5 separate regions of the Homo sapiens genome follow, and all the other regions are linked to region 1. A link is a loop called in an ENCODE intact Hi-C map of the cell type or tissue named here. Cell type or tissue: endothelial cell of umbilical vein. All regions are shown on one strand. Each heading gives the region's core, and the rest is flanking DNA. Links, peaks and the distances in the headings are about the cores only. Region 1 overlaps LOC340184 (a long non-coding RNA gene). Region 2 overlaps HIVEP1 (HIVEP zinc finger 1). Region 3 has its middle 56 kb from the start of EDN1. Region 4 has its middle 21 kb from the start of LINC02530. Region 5 overlaps TMEM170B (transmembrane protein 170B).

Region 1 (6,151 bases), core at 1,389-5,388:
TGCTGTTTGCGTGATAGTGAATAAGTCTCACGAGATCTGATGATTATATAAGGGGGAGTTTCCCTGCATAAGCTCTCTTCTCTTGTCTGCTGCCATGTGAGGCATATCTTTCACCTTATACCGTGATTTTGAGGCATCCCCAGCCACGTGGGACTCAGAGTCTATTAAACCTTTTTTTCTTCCCAGTCTCGGGTATGTCTTTATCAACCATGTGAAAACGGACTAATACAGTTTCTCTTCTGGGTTCCTGGAATCTCTTAGATCTTGGTCTGGTAATTCATTATTGTCTTGTCAGTTTCTTGATGCTTTAAAGGATACTAGAAAATTATTGTATTCATTATTTTTAGTTGATTTTAGCAGGAGAGTTGACCAAAGTGGCCTAGCTCTTTATTATTAGAAATGGAAGAAAATAAAATTTGGAATTTGTATGGTCTTTCATCATTTCTAAGTATAAAAGTAATCCCCCAAGTTGATAAGTTTCAGTATGTAAATTTTTTTAAAAAAATCTGCATGGCAAAAAAGAAAATAAAGAAAAAAAAGAAAGAAAATAAATCACAAAGAGGACTAATAGACATTCAACAAGCAAGAAAAAGCATTTAAAATTCTAATCAAGAAACTCAAGCTCAGGAGAAAGAGACCGATTTTCTTTCTTTTTAAAAAGTTTACCATTTTATTTATTTAATTCATTCATTCTTAGAGATGAAGTCTCACTCTGTTGCCCAGGCTGCACTTGACCTCCTGGGCTCAAGTGATCCTCCTGCCTCAGCCTCCCAAGTAGATAGGACTACAGGCACTCATCATTGCACTTGACTTAGCTTTCTTAATATATCAAAAACTCTATATTATTATCAAACTATATCATTATCAACTCTATATTATCAACTTACACTATTTTATCAAGTCTTAAATATTGCCTTAAAACTTAATATCCTAGGGCAACAAATACTTATAATCTCAAAATTCCTGTGGGTCAGGAATCTGGGAGCATATTAACTGAGTGATTCCAGCTCAGGGTCTCTCAGGATGTTGCAGTGGAGACATCAGTCAGGGCTGGGTCTTTCTAAGGCTTACCCGAGGCTGAAGGACCCTGGCTAAGGTCATTCATGAAACTCTCAAAAGAGCCTCTGCTTCTCACCACGTGGTCTTCTTTATCCAGGGCTGCTCAAGACCTGGCTACTGGTGTCCCCCAGAGCAAGTGAGATTGAGAGAGCCACCAAGACAGAAGCTGATTATCTTTTATGCGCTAATCTTGGGAATGGCATACCATCTCTTCTGCCATATTTTATTGGTCACACAGAGCAACTGTGGTACGATGTGGGAGGGGGAGTGTGTCAGGGTGTGGATATCAGGAGATGGAGTCATCTGGGGCCATCTTGGAAGCTGCCTGCCACAAACTCCTACAGTTCAATAAGACAAGCAAAAAACAAACCCCAAGCAGAAAAATGAACAAGAGATATAAGGAGACACGTATAACTAAATCCATGTATAGTAAAGATAAGGACAAAGGTGTATCTTTATGTTAAAATACATCATAAACATCAAAAGATGCTTGACCTCGCTCAAATTAAGAATAATGTAACTTAAAACTGTATTGGGGCACCATTTCTACCCATAAGATTGGTAAAGATAAAACACAAAGTTCTAACTCACGGTATAGTTGAGAATTTGGGGAAACAGAGCCTCATATTTTGTCAGCGAGCGTAGACTTTGGTAAAACCTCTATGAAGAATAATTTGGCAATAACTATCAAAAGTAAAAATATACATATCCTTTGATCCAATAATTTCACTTCTAGGAATTTATTCTAAGTATATTCTGGCACACGTGCAAAAATGATGTCTGCAAGAAGATATTTATTGCAGCATTGACTTGTAATAGTAAAAGATTGGAAACCATCTGAATTTCTATCAATAGAGAATTGATTAAATAAATTATGGTAATATACATACATATAATAGAATTCTATGCATCTCTTGAAAAAGAATGAAGCAGCCCTCTTTACACTGATTTAGGATTTTCTCCAACAGGTACTGAAAGATGTAAAAGCAAGGCACTGAACTGCGTGTCATCATTTGTGAGAAAAATACATACATGCTTGCATGTGAACCGAATATCTCTACAAGTATATCCAAAGGGTTGATACTTGTAGCTGTTTTGTAGAAGGGAACCAGGTGTGTACGGTGTAGGAGTGTGAGGGAGACTTACCTGTTATGCATTTGTTATTGTATATGTTGAATTCTATACTATGTACATGTATCAACCACTCAAAAATAACTTAAAAATACATTTCTAAAAAGCATACCATAAGCCTGGGCAACGTAGGGAGTACCCTGTCTCTACAAAAAATTTAAAAATTAGCCTCTTATGGTGGCACATCCCTGTAGTCCCAGCTACTGAGGAGGCTGAGGCGAGAGGATTGTTTGAGCCCAGGAGGTCGAGGCTGCAGTGAGCTGTGATTGTGCCACTGCATTCCAGTCTGGGTGATAGAGAGAGACCCTGTCTCAATAAAAAATAAAAAATAAAAATAAAAATAAAATAAAATAAAATAAATAAAAGGATATAGTAATGACCTGAAATTTAGGTGCCCTGATCTAAGTTGGCATCAATAGAAATAAAGAGAAGTAGAGCTGGCAGGACATGATGAATCATTGGATTGGACAGTGGGAGAAGGAAGAGTTCAACTTGATGATCCACTTCTTGCTACAGGCACCCGAGTAGATGGAAGATAGGGAACCTAGGAGAATACCTCTGATAAGAAAACTTATGTATTTGATAAAATGATTAAAGTTTATAGAAAAAAATACATTTTTAAAAAGTCAAGGCTGTTCTTTTTTATACTCTACTATAAGCTTCTTGCAACTAGATGTTATATTATAAATTTTCTTATAGCTCTTACAGTACTTAGAATGGTGTCTTACTTGTTATAGATGCCCCATAAATATTTGTTAGATGAGTGTCTGAAAATCAAATTTCTAAAACACTGTTTTATCTTTTCAGAAGGTGGATTAACTATTTGCCTAAATGCAAAGTGTGAGCATCAAAGAGGTTGAAAATGTAATATCTCATTATGTCTTTACTCAAGGGTGAGGAGAAAAGATGAAGAACAGTGGAGAAAAGTGGAGAAAAGATGAAGTTTATGCAGCAAATTGCTAACTGGAACAAGGTATAGAATTTTCAAAACACAAGATAATTAGTTTTACTATCTCTTAAAAAAAAGAAGAGTCCATTTAGCCACCAGAGGGCTCTCATCTTCCCATTTAATAACAGGCCTAGACCCAAACATGAGATAATGTAAACATGCAGTTGAAAACCAGAAGAGAATATATATATATATATATATATATATATATATATGTTCAACTGCATTTTTTCATTTTATATTTTGTATATATAAAATACACACATATATAGGTATTTCCTTTCCTCCCCATGAAATGTATACTACAATTGTAAAAACATCCTGCCAAGCCTTCTTATCACAACATAAGAAGATAGAAATTCATCAAATGTGCTTGAAATACTCTATCTCCAAATATCAAGGAGGGCCTCCTTGTATTTTGTTAATTGCAAAATGAGGCCAGGCGCTGAGGCTTACGCCTATAATTCCAACAATTTGGGAGGCCGAGGAGGGTGGATCACCTGAGGTCAGGAGTTTGAAACCAGCCTGGCCAACATGGCGAAATCCCGTTTCTATTAAAAATACAAAAATTAGCCAGGTGTGGTGGCGAGTGCCTTTAATCCCAGCTACTCGGGAGGCTGAGGCATGAGAATTGCTTGAACCCAGGAGGTAGAGATTGCAGTGAGCCGAGATCACGCCACTGCACTCCAGCCAGGGTGACAGAGCAATAGTCCATCTCAAATAATAATAATAATAATAATAATAATAATAATAATAATAACAATAATAAAACAAAAAAGCAAAATGAATTTGTCTCTAGGGCTCTGTAAGGCCACGACTGCTTAGGAGGCATTCCTATACACCAGTGGGAAGAAGGAGGGCGCTGCAATGGACTGCTTTTCCTTTGTGTAAGCCTCCTGAAATTGGGTTATGTGTTGAAATGTTAATGCTTTGCATAGACTTAGAGGGTTCTAAAATCTAGGATTTCTAGACTCCATGGCATTTACAATATTTCATTGCCTTCCTTTATTTTTATTGTGTTGGGACTTCAAGTTGGGGAATGGGTGCTGGAACATGTGATTTGGGACCCTCTTGTTGATGCTGTGAAGCCATGCGGACAGTAAGGGAGCTTCCCTTCCATGAACGCCTTCTGCATCCTAGTCCTGCCATCAGGTCCCCTTCCATGAACGCCATCTGCATCCTAGTGCTGCCATCAGCTCCCCTTGCATGAACGCCTTCTGCATCCTAGTCCTGTCATCAACTCCCCTTCCGTGAATGCCGTCTGCATCGTAGTGCTGCCATCAGCTCCTCTATACTATGATTTCACACTACCTCTCCCAGGTGTTCAAATTATGACCCATAAGTAGCCTCCACTGGATTAGTAGAGGCTTTTAGTTAAGAGAACAGAGAAAGAAACGGGTATTTATTGGATGCTAACACTGGGCAGAATGTCCTCAGCCTATTATTATTATCAACATCATCATCCTTCTTCTCAGTAGCACTAACACAAAGCAGGTATTGCGTTCCTCCTCTATATATGAGGAAACCTAGCTCTGAAAGGTTGAATGAGTCACCCAAGATGGCAAATGCTGTGGAAATGGGACTAACCGAATTTAGAGTATCTGTAAAGCTTATGTTCTTTCACTCTGACGCTTTAGTATCCCCGCGATGTGAACATATACTTTGGGCTTTCTTTGTCCCTGGGATACCACCAGCTGTCTATGGCATTCAGGGGTCTCTGGGGCCATAGCTTGTAGGTGGAGCTTTGAGGCAGCATGTCCGATGGCTGTGCAATGTCCACTGAGAATGTGGCTTAATGGTGGTTGCAGTAACACGACAGGGGCCCCTCTACATGTGTGGTAGGAAGGGAAGGATAGTGCCTCCTCAACCCTTCATCCTTCACAGGAGGAAGACATGGTGGCCCACAGCTGAGAGAACGCATGCTCAGGGATTTTCCCTGACTGCTCCTTGCCTTAAGCAATGTCATATGAACAGGCTGGTGGCATAGGGTTGGTTGTGAAATCTGTAGCCATGCAGGACAGTGGCCTTCAGTAGCTTGTTCAGGAGGCCACGCCCCAGACCACCATCTGGTAGGCACCACTAGCCATATGAGACCATGTGCCAAATGCAGACCTGTGCAGAGCAGACGGGGAGCCCTGTAGCCTGGCCTCTGAGACAGAGCCTGTGGAACACCAAGTCCCCTCACTGTCATGCGTGGAATAGTCTCCAACATGAATTTTCAAAGAAACACTCATACAGACAGAGTTTTCTTTCTGAAATCTGCTCCATGAATGGCTTCATCCTAGGGAGGAGAGACTGTTGTTTCCTTGATGGGATGATGTGGGATTTGGGGAGACTCTTGAATGAAAAGAGGAGAGTTTGGCAAGCAGAAGCGGAAGGATTATTATAGGCCTATGAGTCACAGACACTGCAGGCAAACGACGCAGAGAGTGGAGGGTGGGAGGATCCAGAGAAAGGAGGTGAGGCCAGGGGAGCCAAGGAAGAGTGTAGCAGTCAGGGATCTCCAGAGAAGCTGGATCAATGGGATGTGTATGTACCTAGAAAGAGATTTATTTTAAGGGCTTGGTTCCCGTGATGATGGAGGCTGGCAAGTCCCAAATTATCAGGGCAGGCCAGCAGGCTGGAGACCCAGGAGAGAGCCAGGCCACAGTTCAAGTCCAAAGGTCATTTGTTGGCACAATTCCCACAAGGTGCCTCCCTGGCTCCAGTAGTCTGGGCTCTTGCTAAGGAAGTGCACTGAGGTCCCAGGGAGACAGGAGACAGCTCCACCAGAAAGCTTTGCAGGGGCATCTGAGCCGTTCCCAGAGCCTGGCTCCACACTCCACCCCAAAGTCACCTCTGCTATTGCACCCAAAGGGACCAGGCAGTTGGTCATGCCATAAAATGTGCTGAGCACTTGCATGGCTGGGCAGTGGCTTTGCAAGGAAGCTTGGAACAAAGGCAGTGGCTCTCTCAGATGATGTTCAAAACAACCTGAAGACCTCAGCTGCTGCCATAGGCAAGGAAAATGGA
Region 2 (6,151 bases), core at 1,095-5,094, 370 kb after region 1:
TTCTTCTTTTTTTTTTTTTATTAAATAAATAATGCATGGGCACTACAGAAACAGCGATAGGCTGAAGTTGGCCTGTGGACCATGGTGCTCTGTCCCCTGCTATGGTGCTTATTTCCATCTGTTGTCATTTTCCATCAGCCTGAATCAGCCCCTTTTAGCATTGCTTATAATATTGGCAAGAAATTGTCTCAACTTTTTTCTAAAAATATCATCACTTTGCTTTACTTTCAAAGGGTAATTTGGCTAGATATAGAATTCTAGTTAGACATTTTTAAATCCTGTTGCCTCGCTGCTTCTCCCTCCCCTTCCCCTCTCCCACTTCGTGCCCCTCCCTTTCCTCATCTCTATTCCTGTTTTAATCTGCTGGTTTGCTGTGATAGGTCTATGTGTAGTATCCTTTAGAGTCATCTTCCCTGGGTTCACCGAGCCTCCTGGATCTGCAGGCTGATATTTTCAGTCAAGTTTGGGGAATATTCTTCTATTCCCTTTTTCCAGCTCTCTCTTCTGGAGCTTTCGTTGCATCTGTGTTAGATTACATGATATGATTCCACAGTTTGTTCATTTTTTTCAGGCTTTTCTCTGTATGCGTTGGTTGGATAATTTTTGTTGACTTGTCTTCAAGTTCGTGACTCCTTTCCTAACGGCAGTGCCCTGTCTGCTGTTATTCTCATCCAGTGAATTTTTATTTCAGCTATTGTACTTTTCTGTTCTAGTATTTCCATTCTTTTTAGAGTTTCTATATCTCTTCTGAAATCTTCTACTCTTCATTCATTCTTTACCCATCTTTTTTCTGTAAATTATTTCCTATATATTATAGTTATTTTACATCCCTTGTCTGCTGATTCCAACATCTTTGTCTTGTGTAGTTCTTATTCTTTTTACTGCTTTCTCTGTGTGTCACATTTTTGTGATTTGCGTGCCTAATAATTTTTAATCACATAGAGAACAATGTGGATATGTTTTAGAGGCTCTCTATTGTCATCTGCATCTGAAGATTATCATGTGTTTTCTAGCAGGCAGTTAAATTACTATCAGATTATTTCATAGACTGGTGGAGGCTTGCTTTGAGGCCTTTTAGAGTAGGTCTGTTGAGTTGCCCGTAGTCTGAAGTTTCAGTGGAAATAGAAGATGTTTGCTTGGCTACTCTATCCCTGGCAGGACTTGAGTTCCTAGCTCCTTGTCCCCCATATTGAGTCACTGCTGATACTTTGCTCAGTTCTTCCAGTCTTCCTTTGGGTGGCTTTACTTTGGGTTCCTTGTCTTCTACACAAGCAGTTCAAAAGACAGCCAAGGATTTGAGGGTTTGTTATTAGATTCTAGACTCCCTCCTCTGAGTCTCCCTCTTTTCTGGGATTTCCGCTCACTGTACCTACCTCCTCCCAATTTCCAGCTGCCCCAGACCCCATCTCTGTGTCCTCCAGCTCAGTAATACTGCTTCCTGCCTCACTGTTCCTAGGGGACTGGCCGTTGCCCTGGGGGAAAGACCATTTAAATGTGGCCTCACCTCCTTCGCATCTCAGCCTTTAAGGGTCAACACATCTAGTTTCTGCCAGCTCTTGGTCACTCTCCAGCACTTTCATTAAAAATATATATTTTCTCTACATTTTTATTGTTATTAGAAGGAGGGTTAGTCTCATATAGGCTATTCTGCCATTACCAGAAGCCTGAGTCCTAAGTGAGTAGATATTAAAATCTTGGGGAACCTTTGCCATCCAGATTTTCATCATGTTAAAGGATTAAGACACTCTGGGAAGCCTCCTGAGCTGGCAGGCGGAAAAATAAGATGGTGCTGGGATCCTTTTGGTTGGTGAATTTGAGTGCCCCCGGTTGGCTGGCAGGGTTTGTGGGTGAGCTGGTGAGAGGTCCCTGCACCACACACTCCCCACCTCACTACTGCTGGGAACAAAAGTAGATTGATTGGAGTGGGTGTGCACCATGAGAGCTGTACATCACTGTTCTTTCTTCCTTGTGCATTTGTAGAAATTGCATTGTTTACTGTATGTTATAGGTACTTATGCATGAAAACATTTTATTTGATTAAAATATTTTCATCTCCACTAAAGCTTAGGTTCTAAAATGGGGGATACTGCCTTACTCAAAAGTTGGCACATGGCCGATTCTAAAGATGATGTGAGTGTCCTATGCCAAGCACAATGCCTGATGCACCGATACCAGTGATTTTTTCTTTCCTGTCTACTCTCTTCCACTCTATGATAGTTGTTAAAAATAATTGGATTGGGAAATTAAGAAAAGGAAAGATTATATACCTACTTTTTAAACTTATTTTTCCGTATGGCAAAATAAGAATAGTGTGTACTAGTAAGAGCTATATTACTATATTATTTGGGGAGAAATTTAACAACTGAAAAAAATGAAAATGAGCAGAAAAGTTAGTGTTCAATAGCACCATAAAAATGTATCTTTGAATCCTCATTCACAGTGCAAGAATAATGATAGTGTAGTGTAGGTCTGTAGCAGGGGTTCTTGACATGGATTTAGGGGTCTCCATAGATCGCTGCAGTCCTTAATTGTATGAAAAAGTGTGTGTGTGTGTGTGTGTGTGTGCGCGCGCGTGCATGTCCTTGTCTCTCTTTCTGAGAGAGGCTGTACGCTGGTCATGAGATTTTTTTTTTTATAGAGATCTTTTGAAGTTTTATTCTTTTTAAAAAATTATCACTTTTTTAATAGAAAAAGTGATGGATCAGTATTGGAGTAGGATTATGAAGATGTAATTTATAAAGATAGAAAGAATGTATCCATGTTTTCTTATGTCTTTTCATGTTTGATAGTATGTATGTATACATACACAAACATGAAAAATAACCTGGAAACTAATGTGGTAATATGTTAACAGTGGCAAATTGGGATAGTTGAAATACTTTCTTCTTGTATTAGATATCGTTTAAATTTCAAAAACCAAAGTTAAATCTCACAAGTTAATTAGTTCAAACAGAAAAGACAGTAAAAAAAGTACAGTGAAACCTGTGTCTTTCTCACACCGCCCCTTTCCTCAGGGCTGACTGCAGCAGTGACTTGTGTATCCTTTCATGCACACGCACAGGCACGTAGACACGTGCATGACACAGATGGAAGTGTACCATGTACATTGCTCTGCTCCTTGGGTTTGGCGTTTTAGATTTTGTATCTTGAAGGCTTTCCAATTTTCAGATTCTTAAAGGGGAGGTCTTTGACCCTATCTCCCAATCCCCTCGAAAGGAATGAAGAACTTTGGATGTCTAGAAATTGTTTTCTATTCTGTTATCCTTTTCAGCTTTGGTGTGTGCAAACCTGACTCCTAGTGGTAGTTCAGAAATTATTTCCTTTCCTTTGGGCTCAGATGATTTTTAGGGGCAGTGACCTTTTGAATGCCCACTCTGCGCTGGCCTTTAGCTGCTTCACCTCACTCGTCTTGCACTGTCACATGTCATTTCTTGTTTATTATTACTAACACTACAACAACACGTGTTGAGTTTGGTAATCTTTCAGTTTTTAAAAAATTTCAGATTGGGCCTTTTTTTTTTTTCTAAACTTCATTATGGAAGTTTTAAAATGATTACAAAATAGAATAGTGTAATAAGCCTCCATTTACCTATCGTTCAGCTTCAGTAACTAACAGCTGGTAGCCAGTCTGGTTGCATTTACTACTCTGGCTACTTCCACCCTCCCACATTGCTTTAAAGCTAACCTTGGGGATATCATCTCATTCCTATGTTTTCATTATATAAGCTCCAAACGATAAGGGATATCTTTTCATGTCATCACAATACCTTTGTGAAACAAACAAAAATAAAGAAGAGTAATTTCCTTAATAATATGGTCAAATATCCTGTCAGTATTTGAATTTCCAGTTGTCCCCAGTAGTGTAATTTTTTAAACATTTCGTTAGAATGAGGGCAAATAAGCTCCACCTGTTTTATAAGTTGATGTATCTTTTGTATTCTTTTGATCTGTGGGTACCCTTTCCAATTCTCTTCTTGCTTTTTTTGCAGGTTATTTTTGAAAGGAACTGAGTTGTTTGTCTTATAGCTTTTTTACCATTGGTCTTTGTTTTTTCAAACAGTCAAATATAGAAATATGCTTCATTAAAGAATATTAACTGATTGCTTTTAAGTTTTTAGATATTCTTTCAATATCAGATTATATTTGAATATACATTTGTTGCCTAACATATCTCTGTTTATGGCTTTGACTTGTATGGGTTACTAATTAAGCACATGTTTATTGATTTGAAGTAGGGTATACTTTTTGAAATAAAAACTCACAAGAAAAAATAGTTCAAAATCAGATAAAATTACTTTGAAAACATCTTAGAGAGAGAGATGCTGTTTTAGTCTGTTTGTGCTTGCTGTAACAAAACACCTGAGACTGGATAATTTATAAAGGAACAGAAATTTCTTTTTCACAGTTCTGGGGGCTGGGATTCCAAGATCAAGGTGGCAGCACTGGTGAGGGCCCTCTTGCTGTGTCTTCACATGGAGGAAGGCAGAAGGTTAAGAGAAGGACAAACCCTGTGTCCTCACATGGCTGAAGAGCGGAAGAGAGTAAACCCACTCCTGCAGTCCTTTTTTATATCAGCATAGGTCCATCATGAGGGTGGAGCCTTCATGACCTAAACACCGCCCAGTAGACCCTGCCTCCCATTGCTGTTGCATTGTGGATTAAGTTTCCAACACATGCATTTTGGAGGGGACAAAAACATCGAGACCACAGCAGACAGCCATATCAGTGCAACAGGTAGTGAGTGAATTTGTCTGCCAAATTTCTGATTGGGGCTGAAGGAAAGAGAATTCTTGTTTCACTTTTAATTAGAATATAGTCAGCTACTTAACGTTACATGAGAGAGGCCTTTTCAGAGTCTCTGTGATGTGAGCATAGATTACCTAGAGTAAGTTTTCCGTAGAGGTGGATCTTGCTGGAGGGATGATGTATATCAAATAGGAAGCCAGGGCCCTAAACTACAACTTACAAAGCCCCAGGAGGAGCCCAGAAACTTCTCTTACTGACAGAGTTTTCTTCCTAAGTGAATTATCTGAAGCATTGTGAACCCGAGTCATATGCAGTGAGGCCTCAATTATAACTGGATTATGTAACAAAAATTCAGTTTTAAATCTGTGGTTTGGTGCCCAGACCACATTTGCCCTTAGTAATAATGTGTCATATCAGATTAGGTTTTCAGCATAGCCTGCAAAAGGTATTTAATTTGCGATGTACCTGACTATTGTCACTGGCAATACAGAGCTCATCCTGCTAACGTCATCCCTGGTGGCGATGCCATTGTGTCCAGAGGGACGCTTTGTTCAGGGTTACATTCAAGACTCCAGGTGGGTGCTCTAGTGCCATGGGATCCTGGACAGGAGCTCTGAAGTCCTTGGCGTCCTTGTCATAAGTCATCTGCACTTGTCATCTTTCGTAGGCATGTGATGGGGAAGTGAGAGCTTCCTGAAGTAAGGAGCCTTCTCAGGGAATGTGTGAAACTTACAAGGGGAAGATGGGGCTGGAGATCCACCAGCTGAAGGTGCCAACACAGTGATGATAAGTCCGGTGTCTGGGGCTGGAAGGTCTTAAGTCTTAGCTGTTGGTTTGGTCGTTGGGTCTATAGTAGAAAACTGAAGCATCAGTATATTATTTATCTCAAATTGACATCTAATTCTGTTGAGACTTCTAGAAGAAATGTAATGGCATTCTTCCCTTTCTCATCTTCTGTGCCTCTCAGTCTCCCTCTTCTTACTCAAGAGGGGGTTGGACAGTTATTTTCACTGTTTCTTTTCTGCTACTCCCACATTTTAAATCTTCATCCTTTCCTTTTTCTCTTAGAGAGTATGGATGTGTTTGTATCTGTAGTAATTTGAGATCACAGAATGCGATGGAGTACCATCTTGAAAAGAGGCTATATCTTGCTTGCTGTTGTATTTCCCCCACAGAGAATTACCAATTCTGGAAAGGATTACAAAAGAAGAGGACATTGTTTAGGTAAGAAGATGGTGAAGAAGAATGCATATGGCAAGTTAATGGGACAGTTGTGAATAGTGACTGTAGGATTAATATCTGACAGGCAGGTCTGTTGATCTCAATACTCCTAGAGAAGGGATGTGAAAGATGCCAAGCAAAGCATTGACTCAGCTATAATAGCTAAAAAACATAGTCACTAATT
Region 3 (6,151 bases), core at 1,217-5,216, 530 kb after region 1:
TTGTTACTATGTAAGTGTAATTATATTTTAATAAAAAATAGATTTATAACCAAACAATAAGCCGTGAGATTAACAGCCCAGAACTGGCTGTGAACTTTCAGCCATCTAACCCTGGCACTCCTGCTTCTCCGCAGCACTTACTTTCTGCCAGGAGTGGGTGATTGAACACCACTGACCAGGAAGGGCTCCTGGGAGCCACATTTTTTGCTTGGCATTTTTAATTGTAAAAACCAGTGTTCCACCAACACTGCAATTCAACGAATCAAAAGTCAAATCCATGCTTAACAGGAAAAGATAAAAGCATCAACTTAAAGGAATGAAACAAATTTGAAAAGCAATGGAAAAGGAAACTCATATGGAGTGAAATCCATTCAAGACACGTTTTATTGTTTTTCCCATATGCATTTGCTGCCCAGCTTTGACTATTAAACATTATTTTTTTCTTCTACTAAAACTAAATAGTAATTTGACTTCTAGATTCTTCCAGGGTCGTGCTCTGAACAGAAGCAAAATGGAAATATTTCAGTAGCTTTTTAGACAACTATTTCAAAAGCAAACACATGGTTGTCTGCAGAGTTGTAGGTTAAAGCTATAAATTTATTTTATTAAACAGAGAGGAATTGGTGAAACTGAAAGACACTATAACCCTGACATTTTCATGAAATAATATTCTTGTCTGATTTTTTTTTTAGTTTTTACTCAGATATCACTCAAGTTACACATAAATGGTAATTTTTCTTTATAATAAGCTTCCATCTCTTGTATAAATTTAATGTGTTCAGTGATGACTGTGGATAAAGTCACCTAACGGTGATTTTCTAAGGGAGGTAAACTTTATTGTCATAATTTCCTGGTTATTACCTAGTAAAACAAGTTTTTAAAAAACCAAAAAACAATAGACTTAAAACCATAAAGACTTTTTTAGCATTCAGATTAAATAAAAGAAAGGGTAAAATGTTGACATTTTCCTAAGAGATACCAGTTCTTCACATTTTTATATAATCTCTTAATATGAAGCATATAATGTGTATATTATAATTATATATTTTATATTTTATTATATAAAATTATAATATAATATAATAAAGTGTTTATATTTATAATATAATATAATAAAGTGTATATTATATTATATTTATAATATAATATAATAAAGTATATGTTATAATTTTATATAATAAAATATAAAACATATAATTATAATATACACTTTATATGGTAACACGATCATAGTCTCTACCAATACATATATCTGATTAGATCACCATATGGGAAGTCTGTTCATATTTTTAGTTATTGGGTTTTTTTTTCACCAAGCAATAAAATGTCCAGTATCAAATAAATAAGGGTCATATGATTCCCAGATGACATGACCAGGGTACTCATAAAATTCAGAGAAGCTGAGTCAGATCATTTCAAGAGGACAAATGCAGCGCTCCCCCAAATTCAGTAACTTGTGGAATGTAGCAATCTTGTATTTTCTCTGAGCCAAGCAGCCTGATGCTGTCAAACTCATCTTTCATTTCCTCTGCCTTACCGCAGTGTTAGTGGTTTCGTTATTAGAAGGAAAAAAATGCATAAATGTCTTAGTTAAGATGAAATTGCATCTATTAAAATAAAGTTGATCCTAAATGATTCTTTCACTCAAAGTATTAATAGACTAAAGGAAAATGTTGCAAACTATGAATTAGTGGTATAGTTTATGAACGGTAGCTGTTGTGATTCATGCATATACCTTTTGGTTACCTTATAATGAAAGGTTGTTGGGTACAGCCTTCACATCAATGAGAAAATCAACAAAATGTTCTTGAAAAGACGACTGGCAAACTTTCTTTTATTTTTCTGTTCTCATTAGTAGAAAGAGGGACAGGTCACTTTCAGAAGGATTAAAAGGTCAAAAAATTTGGTGAAGGGATGTCTACACAAGCCTTTAGAAAGCTGTTATCAGAGGATCAGCTAGAAAACAATCTTAGAGCTAATCCTTTGGCTGGATCCAAAGAAAACCCAGCAGATTTAAGTTTTCTCTTTTTTCTCTTTGTTTTCCTTTACAGGGGTATTTCCCACAAAAGCCTTTCAGTTGCCTTCATCCAAAGTTATAGGTCCTGAGTCCTTTTCAGCTCTTTTATTCTGTCTCCAAGCCTAGCCCTTCCTAGCTCTGTCCTCCTACCTTTTCCTGATCTTTTCCATTTTGCTTGTTTTCATCAGGGGTTCCCCCTAAATCCCTCTTAGCATCCCCTAAAGCCTAAATGTTCATGGATGGAGAACTTCTTCTGAGGGAAAAACAAGACTGATTCACAGAATTCTAGCATTAAAGAGGACTGTAGAAATTATCTAGTCTACCCGCCTTCTTCCTCCACCATTTTACAGGTAAACAGAATTCACGAAATTGCCCAAGGTCATGTCCAGGTAGCGACTGCACCAGGACCAAAGCTCTGTCAATAATAACTGCAAATTGGTTGCAAAGTCCTTTGGACAATTCAAGCTGCTCTACCTACCTAAGGCACTATGATTATTATTATTATAATACAGATGTTATTATACAGAGCCGACCGCATGGGCAAGATTGCTGCTGATGATGTGTGTGATGCCAACTCACCAAGACCCAGTGGCATCACGCTGGCATGTTGAAAATAAAAAGGGGTGACATCTGCTTTACATACAGAGCCTCATGACCTGTACTCATAGCTGGAGGCATCAGTCATTGCACTACGAGAGGAAGTGGGCTTTGAAATACCTTGGGGTTGATGTCCCAAGAACACCCTTCTTCCGCTCCTCCTCCCTGTACTCCTTGAACTGCTGCTCATGGGAGCCTGAGTAATACAGAAATTGGAGGACAACCACACAGCACAAGTGTAGGTTTGACAGGAGTTTACATAATGCTGTAGGAAAAGAAACCAAATAAAGGCTTCAGCTTTGCTGAGGCTCTCCCCATCCCCCTCACATGCCAAATGCTCCTTGTGTGGCTCACACTCCTTGGTCTTCAGTCAGAGAGGCCAGGAGCCCACCTATACATCTGTATCAGGGTTAGGAAGTTGGCTCTTGTTAACAATGTTGAATGCACTTTGCTATTCACTACTTTTGTGGTTAGAAAAGCCTCCTGATATCAAACTTTAGAATCAAGCACCACCTTGTGGTCTGATGCATTTATTAAACTGGCACAATTTGAGAGCTGAAACTGGAAATGCTCCCTCAGCTGGTAGTAGAGAGCCAGGATCTGAAAACTGACTCCCAGGTGGCTGCCTGGAAGCAAGAACCCCCAAGGTGTCTTTCTGCTGCTTCTCTGGGTTCTCAGACCAGTTAACAATGACATCCCCTTTCATGGGGTGAATCCCATGTTCCTGACACTAACACATTATGCTAGATATGTATAGTAAGTAGCCAACTTAATCCTTTCAAAACCACAGGGAAGTGTTTCTTATTACTTCAACTTTTAAGTGAGGAAACGGAGGCGGAGGTCACTTAGTGGTCCAGTCACAGACAAATGGCTGGGCTTGGATTGACTTGGAAGTCAAGTCTTTCTGAAGCAAAAGTCTCTGCTGTTAAACACTGCTCTGCTGACCTCTAAGGCCAAGACCAAGACCAGGGTCCACTTCAGGCTCTTTTGGGGCATTTTGGCTCTTGGCTGCAAACCCAACCAGAACTGCCAGAATCCTACCTGGAACTCACTCAAGGTGCTAGAATTAACCTGTTCTCCAAGGTTACATTGATCAGGAAGGTTTGCATTCAGAGATGGGGACTTCATTGGTGTCCATGGACCTACTGAGATAGCCAGAGTTTAGGAGAAAGTTTGGCTTTTGAGGATGGGCCAGACAGCAAGTGACCAGACTCTAGATCATTCATGAAGAAACAAAACCAGAAAGAGATATTTGACAAACATTCACTTGGACAATTACAGTGCTTCCTGAACTGAAATTCAGTTATTCTTTAAAAGGATGATTTTATCATATTCATTGTTTGAAGGGGAGGATTGGAGTATCTGCTTGGCAAGTGAGTAGTAGTAATGTGGGCCAAGTCATGTTAGAAGGGAGATCTCGCCCCTGGTCTTGTTCCAGTGATACCATAAGTGTTCTTGGGTAAGTCACTTCTTTGTCTCTGGGTCTCCATTTTCTCATTCGTAGAATAGGGGTTGGACTTCACTAAGAGGTAGATGGTTCTAAAGTACAGCGCAATTGTATGGAAAATGTGAGGCAGGAACCTCAGCTTTCTCCGTTTCCTTAGAAAGTCTGTCCTGCTCAGGCTTCCTTCCTATTCTCCACTGAATCTGCTGCTAATTTTGGTAACATGGTGACTTCCACATAGCAATGTTTACTAACATGTCTAAGGACAATGATTATCGGGAATATATGCTTCTCTGTTTTTCCAAAGTAGATAAATCCATATAGTTCATAACTCCCTGACTCTCCATACACCAAAAAGAAATACAAAAAGTACCATGAAAAGAGGAAGCACTGCCATGAACGGTCTCCCCTTGAATGGCTAGTATGTAATGCCAAGACAGTGCCTGTTCATTTCAAAGCCTCTCCCATTCTAGTTCCTTCCTGTGCTCTCACTCCGAATTTCTTACTTGAGATCGCTATTGGTTGAGCCATTCTTTTAACAGATAATCTGTACTACAGTAGACTCTAAAACAGAGCTGTCCAACAGAACTTTCCGCAATGTAGAAAATGTTACTTGTGCTCTGCAGTGGCCATAGGTGACTATTGAGCATTTGAAATGTGGCCAGTAAGACTGGACCAAGTGTTTACTTTTATTTAATTTTCATTAATTTAAATTTAAATAGCCACAAGTGACTGGTGTCTACCATATTGGACAGTGCAGCTCTGCAATATTGCCATCACATAGGCCTTTGTTGCAGACATTCTGATTTCTCTGAGACACAAAGCGTACATCATAACAGGGCTATCCTGAATACTGGCTTTACAAGCAGACTTTCAAAAGATTGTTTCTCCATGTTTTTCTTGTATACAAGATTTCATAACAATAATGGTATGTCAGTCTTTTTAAACTGTATTCTGTTTGAGATAACTGAATTGTTTCTTGACTTATTTCAACTGAATAGTTGAAAAGGAATCCCTATTTGATTCCATGGGAATAAAACTGATTCCTTGGTTGCGAATAAAAAGAAAAGTATTATCTCACTTTGTAGGTTTTTCCATTCAATAATAGAATAAATTTGAATGTACATTTTCTAATGGCTTCCAGTGAATGAGTAATTTTGATGCCAAACAATTTTTTTTTTTTTAGAAGGCATCTCGTTCTGTCACCCAGGCTGGAGTGCAACCTCCATCTCTCAGGTTCCAGTGATTCTCCTGCCTCAGCCTTCCCAGTAGCTGGGACTACAGGCGTGTGCCACCACACTAGGCTATTTTTTTTGTATTTTTAGTAGAGATGGGGTTTTGCCACGTTGGCTGGGCTGGTCTCAAACTCCTGACCTCAGGTGATCCACCTACCTTGGCTTCCCAAAGTGCAGGGATTACAGGCGTGAGCCACCGTGCCTGGCCCTGATGCCAAACAATTAATAATAAAAGTAGATTTTCACTTTAAAAAGGGAGCTTTATATATAAATTCATTTTTCCTAAAATATTTGATATGGAAGATGAAATTAGGAAAAAAACTGGTAAAATTCTAAGTGCTTTATTATAAATCTCTTATCCTGAGTAAGCTCAAGTGACAGTCCAAGTATGTTTCTAATTAATTAGGCCAATATTTCTTTTTTTTTTTTTGTTAGGAAACTTTTACTTCTTAACTTCTATCAAGTATATTTCTTTTTTTTAATTATTATTATTCTTTAGGTTCTAGGGTACATGTGCACAACGTGCAGGTTTGTTACATATGTATACATGTGCCATGTTGGTGTGCTGCACCCATTAACTCATCATTTACATTAGGTATTTCTCCTAATGCTATCCCTTCCCCCTCCCCCCACCCCACATCAGGTACCGGTGTGTGATGTTCCCCACCCTGTGTCCAAGTGTTCTCATTGTTCAATTCCCTCCTATAAGTGAGAACATGCGGTGGTGTTTGGTTTTCTGTCCTTGCTATAGTTTGCTCAGAATGATGGTTTCCAGCTTCATCCATGTCCCTACAAAGGACATGAACTCATCCTTTTTATGGCTGCATAGTATTCCATGGTGTATATGTGCCATATTTT
Region 4 (6,151 bases), core at 1,085-5,084, 910 kb after region 1:
AATGGTAGCAGTAATGGTACAGCCCTCATAGGGTTGCTGTGCAAAGTAAAGATGATAATGATGCAAAATCCTTGGAATATTGCCTGATGCATAATAAACACATAGTAGACACAGCTGCTGAGGTTATTATTGAAATGGTACAGCGGAAAGAAATGGTACGGAGGAAGGTAAATCAGGATGGCGTAATGGGATAGAGCAAACCATAGACTTGTACTAACCATTTATGAGCATTGAAGTTAACTTTTATTCTGCTTCTGCTGATGGCAAAATTTAGGCAGGCTTGCCAGAGCTGCCTTGTCCTGTAAGACAAAGACTAGCCTAACCAGTTCTTGCTAATAACTGGAGTGACCTCTAGTGGTTCTGATTTTTTTCATAGTGGAAAACACAAAACAAACCAGACTCACCCAAACCGTACACTATTTTGCTTGTACACCCAAAATTCAGAAGCTGATTAAATGGACACTAGTCTAGTGTTTAATTGAATTGACTGATTTATTAATAGAAGCCTTATTTCTACCAGACAGTTTCAAGAATCCCTTCCGAGTATGACCACACCCTCACTTCCATTTGGCCTTCTCTCCATTATTACTGAGTTGGGGGAGTAATTTATTAGCATTCAATTAAACTGTATAGATGTATTTAAAACATATATGATGCTTCCCATAGGCAAGACACTGTGCTAGGCAAAAAATAACGTATCAAGATGAAATATGGACAGACCCCTTTGAAAATACTAAAAAAGTACCTACTTTTAAACTGTACTAAAATAGATGTCGACACAAAGAATTACCACCATCTTATGCCTTACGGCATAAGCAACTTTGAAAAAGGCAACTTTGCTTTTTCTGCTGTGGGAAGAAACAGATCCCCTCAGAATAAAACAAAATAAAGCATGCATATCCATTGATACACAAGAGAATTCTCATCCATGGGCTGGGAGGTTTGGCCGAGAGTAGAGCCAGGTAGCAAAGGAGAAATGTACCCTGCTATGGTTTAAAAAAGAAAAATCAACATTAAATAAGGTAAAATTCAAAATTCAAAAATTAATTAAAGAAGTCATTTTAAATGTGTTTATTCTGCAACCATACATCATTTATGTTCTAGGTAATTCTATCTTCAAATAAATGTACTCCTCTTTACAAAAGCAACGCATTAAATATGCAAGTGAAAATGAAAACTTTTTATACCTTTATATAATTTTTATATAAATAAAACCACAAGTTATTTATATTACCAAATTCTATTATACATTGTAGAATATTAGTAAAGTACATATGGCCTATGCATAAAAAATAAGAGTCCCAAAGAAAATACTAGTGTCCTGATATAAGGCCCATACTCTGATTTTTTTTTTTACTTGATGAGTATTTGAGAGTGGAAAATATTTTTAGCTATCCATGCAAAGTGCAATTGTCTCTTATTTTTCCACTTGTACTTCATGAAGACCTTTGGTGATATCTAGTTGACAGGCTAATAGCCTTACCACAAAGAGCTATTTAGACTTGGCAGAAATTTAGAAATTCCTGAAGCCTAAATCAATTTAAAAACCTAAAAACAAATTCACAAAACTTCAAATTCTGCCCTGGCACAACTTTATTTGGTAATAGCGTGTAGGGGGATTCATTCCAAACACAATGTCTTCTAACACTGGAATTTTCCTGAAGCACCAGGTTTCATCATTGGGAATTCTGTTCCACTTCTTTTTAGGGTTCCTATTTAGTGTCATTTATGTTCAGCTTATGCCCTGGGAGTACAGAAATAGCCAGTTGAGAGTATATAAAGTGTCCTGTTTTTAAAACTTATTTTTAAATTTGTTTTTATTCTTTTAAAATTATTTATTTCTTTATTTGCTTTCTTATTCTTCTTTATTTTTATTATATTTATGATTTATCTTATTTATCTTTAGCTGGTCATCAGTTTAAATAAATCTTAAAATGTTCCACATCTTAAAGATGTTGACTTCTCCAAGGTGGGGCTGGGTCTGATTAGGAGTTAAAACTGAGTGGAAAAAACAATTCACAAAGACATATTACAGGAAACATTTATAGGAAAAAAACTGAAAATTAGAATGTCATGTGCACCAATACAGTATGATGGTCTTTAAATTCTCATTGTCAAATCTTATTTGGTTCTATATTTAATATTTAAAACTATATTGACAATCTATTATTAGTCTTTCATAAGAAATTAATATTCTTAGAAAACATTCAGTGGTGCTTTGCACACAGTTGAACATCTTATACTTTTTTCAGCATTTTTACTCAAGCATTGGGCTGATAGTATTAATAAATATTGCTATTAATTATTTGAACTTAAATATTACCACTTAAAACAACTATAAACATGTTTAAAACAAAAAAAAGAGATTGGTTGAAAATACAGATTTAGAGTTAACCCTTCATGATAAATGAGAGAAGCTATGATATCTGGGTGTCTACCTTTGACTTCAGAGATGTAACAAAACTGGATACGGTATTAGGGCCATTGGGTGATAACTGCTCCAGGACGTTTTAAAGAAAGTAAAGTTAGCTTTAAGCAGCTTCACACGATTTTGGGGGATGCAATAGTGATTCATGCCTTTGAAAATTTGCAATCTTGCGTGTGTTGTTTCATACCATTCAGTTTTATCCACCTGCCATTTTCATCTGCCTTTTGAGTATTGGGGAACAGGTTTGAGCCTCTCGGTCCCTTGGGTAATGGTTTATCTCAGCAGTCTGCCGCCACCTAGTGTCTAGGATAGAGTGTCATCTATTAACTCACACTTCGTAACTGAAGGAAGAACTCCAACTGCTCACCAGAAAATACATAACGGCAAAAGCAAGCACACATGGGTGGTATGATAATGGCTCCCAAACTGATCCAATGATGCCATCACATGATATTCAGTTCTCATTAACACATGTCTTACAATGGGAATGGCAGGACATGGGGTGGGTAGGAGCGGCTGGTGGCAACAGTTCCGGTTTCACATTAAATCAGCAAACCACCTTACACATTTTCAAGCATCTGAGTCTCAAACCCCATTAAGTTAATGATGAGAATCCTCATAGCTCCAGCCTTACCTGATGAGTTTCACTAACACAATCACGAAAGCTCTGGTAGAATTTCAGAGGGATTTTCATTGAATTAGGTCTACCATTTTCAGAGATACTTTTGGCTACTTGGTCTTAGCATAAGGGAAATTTCTCTTTATTTTGCCAACAAAATTATAGACCTCTTTCACTTAAATCTTCCATTTATATCAAGCTACACTGGGATCATGTGTTACATATGAAAGTCTACTTCTTACTAGGATATGACAAACAGTATTTGACATCCACTCTTCTTTCTGAGCCTGTTCCACTTATAGCTGTTCTGAAGAATATATTTCATTTCAGGAACCAAACACAGTGCTGTTACATAAAGTCTGATTGATAGGAGTTAAGGTGGGCAGAAGTTATCAAAATCTGAAAATTAAGTGTTTCAAAGGGAAGGAATGCATTATCATTAGAGCAGTGGGAAGATAGAATTGCCTGTGCTCACTGGATGATTGGTGGGGAGCGTCAGCTTCCACTGCAGATCCCAAGCACTGAGCCAGCCTAGCTTCCTGAGAACTGCTGACCTCAAAATGCAGGAATGATGTTGCCAGACGAGGGTCCCTTCAGCAATCGATGGGCTCACACTGAAGTCTTGTTTGCTCGTCTCCCTGTGTGTCTCACTAGACTAGAATACTAAAACTCATGAAGAAACGGCCTCAGCGACTTGGAGCCAAAATGAGCACAGGGAATAAAAAAGAGAAATTAAAAATATCAGCCTCACTGTGACAGCCAGTCTAACATCTCCCTCCCTGCTCATCTCTCCCTTTCCCTCCCTACTGATTATCTCAAAATTCTTATGCTTCCTTATTCTCTGTCCCTGTCATACGCAGACACATGCACTCACATGTTTATCCCTCCTCTTTCTTTTCTGCAAGAAATATATGCCACAGAATCACTCTTCTGGTAGTAAAACAACCATTGGGTTTGGTTAAAACCCACAGCTGTAAAGTTTACCCATCCCCATTCAATTTCCCAATTGATTGCCAATCTTCTTCATCATTTCCTACATGGATATTGGGCTTTAAATGCTACAGCATCATACAAAGGAGCTGTAAATACAGCAAACATAACATTTATCTTTACCTTTACAATCCTGAATATTTTCATTTAAATAGTCTCATTTATTAAGTTTAGCCTTTCTCTGTTCTGATCATTAAGTACTTGGTTACCAGAAGGAAAACTGGATTTTGGATGAATAATTTATTCTGATAGTGTTAGTTTTGTTGTGTCCCTGAATGTTCGTGATATAGTTAATGAAGATGGGTCACTAAACCTATGTCACTGATGAGAAAAAAATTCCTACATGATAAACAGCAATGGAACCTGCATGCAGGTATGAGTATATATGTGTATATGCATATGTACACACACACACACACACACAGAGACACACACACAGAGGAATAAATATATGAACATACTGCAGAGATACTGAAGCCAGGAACAAGAATCTTGACTTAAATATTAGACAAAGAAAAGCTCCTTTTGTGAAAAAAACCATCTTAAAATATAAATTTTCAGTGCAGAACTTCAGTTACCAATTGTTAGTCTTCATAGTAAGCCTGATGATAATAAAATGTCTATTTTTTGTTTTTTAGAGACAGAGTCTCACTCCATCATCCAGACTGGAGTACAGTGGCACAATCATAGCTCACTGTAACCTCAAACTCCTGGGCTCAAGCTGTCTGCCTCAGCCTCCCGAGTAGTTTGGGTCACAGGCACGTGAGACACACCCAGCTAATTTTTTACTTTTTACTTTTTTTTTCCATAGAGATGAGTCTCATTATGTTGCCCAGGCTGGTCTCAAACTCCTGGCCTCAAACCATCCTCCTGTCAAAACACTTGGATTACAGGCATGAATCACCGCACCTGGCCAATAAAATGTCTATGCTTGTTGGAAAAAAAAAAACAAAACTCTGTTTATTGACACTCGCTGTATTATGTAAAGAAGGCTGAGAAGCCTTTTGCACACTGTTTTATGAAAATAACAGACAATACCCATCAGTTGTGGCGTGACTATATTGATGCGCTCTTGGTAAGGTGCTAAGAACAATCCTTTCTGTAAAAGGATGAAAAACAAAACCCTTGAGCAGTAAAAGATGACACATTCCACAAATGTTAGCTAATTTCCTGCAACAGAGCATAATGAAAGTGCATGTAGACAGGGTGTGCTTTATCTGCAAAAAGAGGAACAAAAAAAGAAACAAAAGCATCATCATATCTTTTGGTATCCAGAAATAAAATCCACTCAGTTAAATGGTGATTATGAGCAACTTTGAAAAGATTGTCAATATCGAATGCTATTTTTAAACAACAAAAGTTTCTCTTCATACCTCTAGCAGTCTTACATTTTAAAGAAACAGGCTCAAAATAGCACAACACATATTTCTAGGTTTCGATCATTAAAATTCTTCATCTGTGGACTACTAGCCATAAATAATCAACTTGAGAAAATAAACCAAACTTGATGGCTTTCTTGTTTCTTCTTACCATTTCTGGATCTTTGAACTTTCCCTTCCACTTTCTCAACCAAAGATAGCCTAAACAAAGAAAGCCAAAGCCAGCTTTTGCCCAATCTTTCCGATTGTCCTGCATAAATCAAACTAGAAGTGACCATATTCCTTGTTTCACTGAAAAGGGACTTAGTGTCATAGCTAAACCTTTCACTGGAGAAGAGAAATGGGGTTGGACAGAAAGACTAATTATAAACCTGCCAGTCAAGGTTTACCATAGAGAAACAACAGGAAATATCTATGAAGCTGTTCACAGCTTGTCAAGATGACCAATGGAAGACCACATATATGACTTACCTTGACAATAGCTTAAACTCTGGAATTTCCTTCCACTGTAGTAAGTTTTATGGTGCCCTTGAACCAGGGAAGCAGTGTGCTGTGCCGGGGGGCGGGGGTGGTTGGGGGAACTCAGGCTTTGCTGATAAACAAACCTAGGTTTGAATCCTCCAAAGTCTACTTACCAGGTGGATGGTTTCTACAATTTTTTAATGAGTCTGAACTTCTTCATTGTAAAATGAGTATAAAATCTCATTTGCAATACAATACCTAATTGTATTGTGT
Region 5 (6,151 bases), core at 895-4,894, 110 kb before region 1:
CCTAGAGATGTTGATCTTTATTTTAAATTATTTTTCACCATTCTCATTTTCTTCAAAGGGCAGCAATAAACATATGCAAGTTATTTTTAATTATAGAAAGTAGGTCTACAAAGATAAGATCTAGGTTCCAATTCATTGCTTTAAGGAAAAGATGCACAATTACTATCATTCAGTGTCTAATCACAGGACCATTTCTGAGGTCCACATGTGGCTCTCCTCTTTGTAATATACAGGGTGAACTCTTTACTGATACACACAAGACAACTGTTAAAAAGTGAATCCAGCACTTAAATGTCATTACACAGAATTTATTGGATTAAAAATTTGTAATATACAGTATTTTAATAAAGTTTCTGTATTCAATTTCATGCACTTATATATAAATAAACCTGTCTTTGAAAGCTTTATGGGGTGTTTGACTCTTGGTGATAAATCTTTTCAATTCATTCACTATGGACTCAAATGTCTTCTCTTGCCTTTTTGTCAATTTTTCTGGCCCTGTTTTACCTACAGATTTAGGAGTTAGTGCTTAAAAGCTGAGAGGCGACCAGCTTGGCCAACGTGGTGAAACCCGTCTCTACTAAAATACAAAAAAATTAGCTGGACGCTGTGGTGTGTGGCTGTAGTCCCAGCTACTTGGGAGGCTGAGCCTGGGAAATCACGGGAGGCGGAGGTTTCAGTGAGCCAAAAACGTGCCACTGCACTCCAGCCTGGGCGACAGAGTGAGACTCTGTCTCAGAAAAAAAAAAAAAAAAAAAGGTGTGAGGCATAAAGTCTGGTTAATAGACTTGCCTAGGATCAATCCTGGGCCACATAGCATCTACTTCTGAGTTACCGTTTAAAGAAACATGCTATCAATTTTATTAATAAGGAGCTACCATTTGTTGAGTGCTTCTTATCTGTTAAAGACACTTCCTATGTATTCTTTAACACTTAAGGTAACCCTTCAAGTGATATGTTTTATCGCCGTTTTATAGATGAAGCATTTGAAGTTAAGAGAAGGTAGGAATCTGCTCAAGGCCACAGAGCTAATAATTGCCGGGCTGGGGTTTTCTTGCTCGATTACCTGCTTCCCCCAACATAACTATGTTGTGTTGGTGTCTACAGAGTATTTTGGGAACTCTTACCTGTAATGAGATAATATCTCATTACTGTAAAAAACCAGATGAAATTATGTGGTCTTGAAAAATTATCAACCGAGGATTTGAATTGTCAAATTTATGCATATTTTGAATGTTTGGGATTTCTCAGGGAAGTGCTAAGTACCCAACTAGATTCAACTGCTATCTTGCCTGTGAAGAGATTGGAGCTGACAGAGCCAGTCACTATAAATGTTTCAAATCTTGCTGGAATGAAAACTAGCTTCACTTTAAACATTGCGCAAGCATAATGGAAGTAAACGTTTTTTCACATACACTGACCTACTCATTCCACGTAATTACTCCGTGGAAATATATTTTCTTCTTCCTTGGTAATTTTTTTTATTCATTCACACTAATCATAAAATTATTCAATACATTTTCTCCCTGGCCATGAATGTTAACATCTTGGACAAAATATAAATCTTGAGATCCCAAAAAAGTTTTCTATTTTAGTTCTAGTATCTTTTTTGGCCCTTGAAGTAATATTTTTGTAATTTAAAAAAATAAGTCAGTTTTCTTTGGGCATTTTGTTATTTGCAGAGCATTCAAATAAGACATTAAATTTCGGATTTACTTATTTCAGATTTAATGAGTGATTGATGAGATCTGACTCTGTTGCCCAGCCTGGAGTGCAGTGGTGTAATTAGCTCACTGCAGCCTTGACCTCCTGGGTTCAAGTGATCCTCCCTCTTCAGCCTCCCCAGTAGCTAGGAATACAGATGTGCACCACCATGCCTGGCTAGTAAATTTCAGATTTATCACCACCTACATTGGACAAAACTACAGGGAAAGGTAATTAGAAGAAAGACGCTTTAGTCTTAAACTGAGCCTTGTGTTTACCATTATGAATGAGTCCTAGTCAGGCTTGTGGAGAAACATTTCAGATTTACTGAATACATCCTTACACCATCTGTGTTTTGCAGTTGAACCTTTATTATTTTGTTTTTGAGAGTGGATCGCTCACTGTGTTGCCCAGGTTGGTCTCGAACTCCTGGGCCTAAGCAGTCCTTCTCCTTAGCCCCTTGAGTAGCCGGGATTACAGGTGTGTGCCACCATGCCTGGCTTCAAACCCTTATTAGCTCATAAAATACTACATCAAGCTTCTGGGTGCAGAGGGGAAAGTAAACAGGATCCATGGCACCCACTCTTTGAGGACTAAAAATTGGGTTTGCCTCTAGCTTCCAAATGGAAACTTAGGAATCTATCCTGTCTGCTCTTAATTTTCTATGATTCATTGTCACTAGGCATTCTTCTTTTGGACAATTTTATGAATATTTTTCAGGCTCAGAAAGTTCTGGGGACTGATTGGCAAAATGTAATTGCATCAGGTGGTTTTCTTGTAAAGCAAGAGTTCCGTCACTAGATGGTGCAGTGGTTCTATTTTATTTTTCTCCTTGCTTTTGCCTTGGACATTACCTATGAACTGAAATTAACTGATTGTTACTTTTGGATTCATTTCCATATGATACATTTAATGTTTTTTTTCCAAAAGAAATGCACACCAGAAAATTAAATATGAGAAAAATTAAGGTTTCTTCATGTCATCACTAGCCAATGTAACTTTCCAAAGAATTATTAAGATAGGTTGTTTGCAAATTAGAAACAACCTATCAGGATTGTTTGCAAATTAGAAAATCACTTTAGTTTATGATTTTTGTAAGTCATTAATCTAGACTTTGATTTATATATTTTTCTTAAATTCCAACTCAATGCATAATGGTTTTATCTAATTTATTTATTTTACCTAGTGTATTTTATTTATTATTTAGAGAGAGTCACACTGTGTTTGGTGCCCAGGCTGGTCTCCGACTCCTAGCCTCAAGCAATCCTCCTGCCTCAGCCTCTCAAATAGCTAGGATTACAGATGCAAGCCTTGATATCTTAGTATCTAATTTAGTAGTCTACGCTTTCTTAGTGACATTTAGTTATACAGTTGGTCAACTTGGGGTTACGCACACATAGTGCAATCTGCCTTGTGTCATGAGACTCGGTTTTAAATTCCTGCTCTACCACTTAGTAATTGAACTTGTCCAAGTCATTTAACTTCTGCAACAGTCAGTTCTCACATTAGTAAAATGGAATGACATCTCATGTTGCACGCAGTGAGTGCTTAGAAAATAACCTTTGTCCCATTGCCCTCTTTCAATGTATTGTCTGCACATAGAGGGATGATGTCCTTCCAGCCTTTGCTAGAAGTTTTGGTAATAAGTTCAGGCACTTCTGTTTCAAAGACAGAGCCAGATTCTGTCCTGACAGAGAACAGTGCATTTTTAGGGAGGATTTGTTTTAGATTTAAACTGTCCCGTTGAACCCCGCACTGCTTTTGCAACAAAGCCTGCTGAGGGAAATTTTAGAAACATACCTCAGTGGGAAAGAGCCTAGTTAGAAAGCAGGATGAATAAACTTGCTCAGCTAGCAAATTCCTCGCATTCTCTAAACCAAATATGTACAAGATGAGGAAGCCAAGGCGGCCAGCATAAATGAATCCTGAAAGATGGCCGGGACTTGCCCATCAGCTGTGCACATAGTCACCAACCACTGCAGATCCTGTTGCTAATGAGCTGCTCTGCTTTGTTTACTATGCTACAGAGACAAACTATTTAGTTCAAACTCAGAGAGGGAGGGTTGGTCTTTTCAGCTCCAGAGTTCTGGTTGTAAAAGCGCGAGTTTTGTTTTCCCATAGTGTGGCCTACAGCAGCCATGGGGACACACGTGCCCCTGCACTCAGGGTCTTCAATCAGGACTGAACTTCAGACACCAGATGGCACATGCCTGTAATCTCAGCACTTTGGGAGACCGAGGCAGGCGGATCACTTGAGGTCAGGAGGTCGAGACCAGCTTGGCCAACATGGTGAGACACCCTCTCTATTAAAAATACAAAAAAATTAGCCGGGCATGTTGGCGGGCACATGTAATCCCAGCTACTTGGGAGGCTGAGGAAGGAGAATCGCTTGAACCCGGGAGATGGAAGTTGCAGTAAGCCGAGATGGTACCACTGCACTCCAGCCTGGGCAACAGAGTGAGACTCTGTTGCCAAAAAAGAAAAAAAAAAGAGGACCAAACAGATTTTCATAAAACTACACTTGGCTTACTTTTCGTGGGAATTGGTGTTGGTGGGTGACTCCAAAATGTGTTAAAAGAAGATGCTTGTGCTATCTTTGATGTGGAAAATAGGAGAAGGTACAGAGATGAGTGGGAGATGTAGGGTTGAGGAAACTACAATTTTGAGAGACTCATGACTTTTTTTTTTCTTTAAGTTCCGGGATACATGTGCAGAACGTGCATGTTTGTTACATAGGTATACGTGTGCCATGGTGGTTTGCTGCACCTATTTATTCATCCTCTAGATTCCCTTCCCTTGCCCCCCACCCACCAGCAGGTCCTGGTGTATGTCGTTCCCCTCCCTGTGTCCATGTGTTCTCATTATTCAACTCCCACTTATGAGTGAGAACATGTGGTGTTTGGGTTTCTGTTCCTGTGTTACTTTGCTGTGGGTGATGGCTTCCAGCTTCATCATGTCCCTGCAAAGGACATGATCTCATTCCTTTTTATGGCTGCATAGTATTCCATGGTGTATATGTACCACATTTTCTTTATCCAGTCTATCATTGATGGGCATTTGGGTTGGTTCCATGTCTTTGCTATTGTAAATAGTGCTGCAGTAAACATATGTGCATGTGTCTTTATAGTAGAATGATTTATATTTCTTTGGATATATACCCAGTATTGGGATTGCTGGGTCAAATGGTATTTCTGGTTCTAGATCCTTGAGGAATCACCACACTGTCTTCCACAATGGTGGAACTAATTTACATTCCCATCAATAGCGTAAAAGCATTTCTATTTCTTGAGACTCGTGACTTTTGAAAGCCCTGTGCATGTTACCTGAGAGGGGATGATATGAGACCTGGGTCTTCTCCCAGGTTCTGACCCTTTGTGCCCATGAGACCTCACATTAGACTTAATCTCTCTATGCCAATTTCTTCTTCAGTAAACCTGAAAACACATCAACTCTTTTTGCTTTCTCGTAAATGCAAGTTGAAACTTTTAACAGGACAGCATCAGTATAGACCTGTTATTCTCAGACTTTCCTAGGCCAGGACCAGTTTGGCTCCAAGCGTTTGACACTTAACATGTCCATGTAGTTCTGAGCCTTAGTCTACGTCCAGATTCATTTGAAACTTGTTTAACTTGGAGGATTTTTTGCAAGGTGAATGAGAAGGGAAGAAAATTTCAAATCTAAACTCTAACTTCTGTTTTTTTTCCCTTTTTTGCAATTCAACAAGGCAGAGGTATTATTCCAATTTTGCTGATCCAGAAACTGAGGCATACAGGTTACATGTCTTGGCCAACATCATACACAAACATATGTGTTCATATATGCACATGCAAGAATATATACACACACAGTGTCTTGATCTAAATTCAGCTTTTCACATAACTTCTGGCTTTTTTTTTTTTAAGACAGAGTTTCGCTCTTGTTGCCCAGGCTGGAATGCAATGGCGCGATCTTGGCTCACTGCAACCTCTGCCTCCCAGGTTCAAGTGATTCTCCTGCCTCAGCCTCCCAAGTAGCTGGGATTACAGGTGCCCACCACCATGCCTGGCCAATTTTTGTGTTTTTAGTAGAGATGGGGTTTCACCGTGTTGGCCAGGCTGGTCTCAAACTCCTGACCTCAGGTGATCCACCTGCCTCGGCCTCCCAAAGTGCTGGGATTACAGGCATGGGCCACTGTGCCTGGCCTGTTTTTCATTTTTTACAAGTGCCTGGAGGATATATGTAAAGCCTATATTACTGATAGGGTCATCATTGTAATAATGTTGGAATTCAACTTTTACTCTCAAACCATTTTCACATCTATAATGTCATTTTGTCCTCACAATCTGTTCTTATTTGAGGGAAAGGTAAAATGCTTTTAATAAATGAAGAAAGCCATTTACTTGGTTAAACAAAGGTCTCTTATGGGACCTGGACAGCTGTTTGAACAGATGTGCATGTGAAGAGCAGA

What was found. Hi-C counts contacts between places; a loop is a spot of excess contacts. Peaks named below come from ENCODE experiments on the same cell type or tissue, not always from the same donor. Only the 100,000 strongest peaks of a DNase experiment are listed, where the experiment ranks them.
Region 2: a loop joins it to region 1, with 15 times the contacts of the local background. A loop is called at or near these places in 20 of 110 quality-filtered maps.
Region 3: a loop joins it to region 1, with 11 times the contacts of the local background. A loop is called at or near these places in 32 of 110 quality-filtered maps.
Region 4: it touches region 1 in a loop (13-fold over the local background); 6 of 110 quality-filtered maps call a loop at or near these places.
Region 5: it touches region 1 in a loop (8-fold over the local background); 6 of 110 quality-filtered maps call a loop at or near these places.

Annotation. Positions count from the first base shown.
Region 1 is chr6:11,697,101-11,703,251 of GRCh38, forward strand. LOC340184 (a long non-coding RNA gene) reads left to right here. Exons shown (of 3, transcript XR_001743973.2): 2 at 3,083-3,163. Among named protein-coding and RNA genes, the nearest start is that of ADTRP, 79 kb to the right of the region's middle. In endothelial cell of umbilical vein, for the core only: no CTCF peak of the experiment used is centred there; a DNase peak (open chromatin) is centred at 3,231.
Region 2 is chr6:12,072,080-12,078,230 of GRCh38, forward strand. All of the region lies in intron 2 of HIVEP1 (HIVEP zinc finger 1), which reads left to right. Among named protein-coding and RNA genes, the nearest start is that of HIVEP1, 63 kb to the left of the region's middle. In endothelial cell of umbilical vein, for the core only: a CTCF peak has its summit at 3,339; no DNase peak of the experiment used is centred there.
Region 3 is chr6:12,231,059-12,237,209 of GRCh38, forward strand. It overlaps a transcript of EDN1 not described here. Among named protein-coding and RNA genes, the nearest start is that of EDN1, 56 kb to the right of the region's middle. In endothelial cell of umbilical vein, for the core only: a CTCF peak has its summit at 3,161 (motif pointing left); a DNase peak (open chromatin) is centred at 3,143.
Region 4 is chr6:12,603,253-12,609,403 of GRCh38, forward strand. No RefSeq gene overlaps it. Among named protein-coding and RNA genes, the nearest start is that of LINC02530, 21 kb to the left of the region's middle. RefSeq lists a silencer at 2,545-2,839 and an enhancer at 5,238-5,357. In endothelial cell of umbilical vein, for the core only: a CTCF peak has its summit at 2,726 (motif pointing left); a DNase peak (open chromatin) is centred at 2,709; H3K27ac peaks cover 630 bases.
Region 5 is chr6:11,583,118-11,589,268 of GRCh38, forward strand. TMEM170B (transmembrane protein 170B) reads left to right here. Exons shown (of 3, transcript NM_001100829.3): 3 at 1-407. Among named protein-coding and RNA genes, the nearest start is that of TMEM170B, 48 kb to the left of the region's middle. In endothelial cell of umbilical vein, for the core only: a CTCF peak has its summit at 2,521 (motif pointing right); DNase peaks (open chromatin) are centred at 2,524 and 3,724; H3K27ac peaks cover 1,995 bases.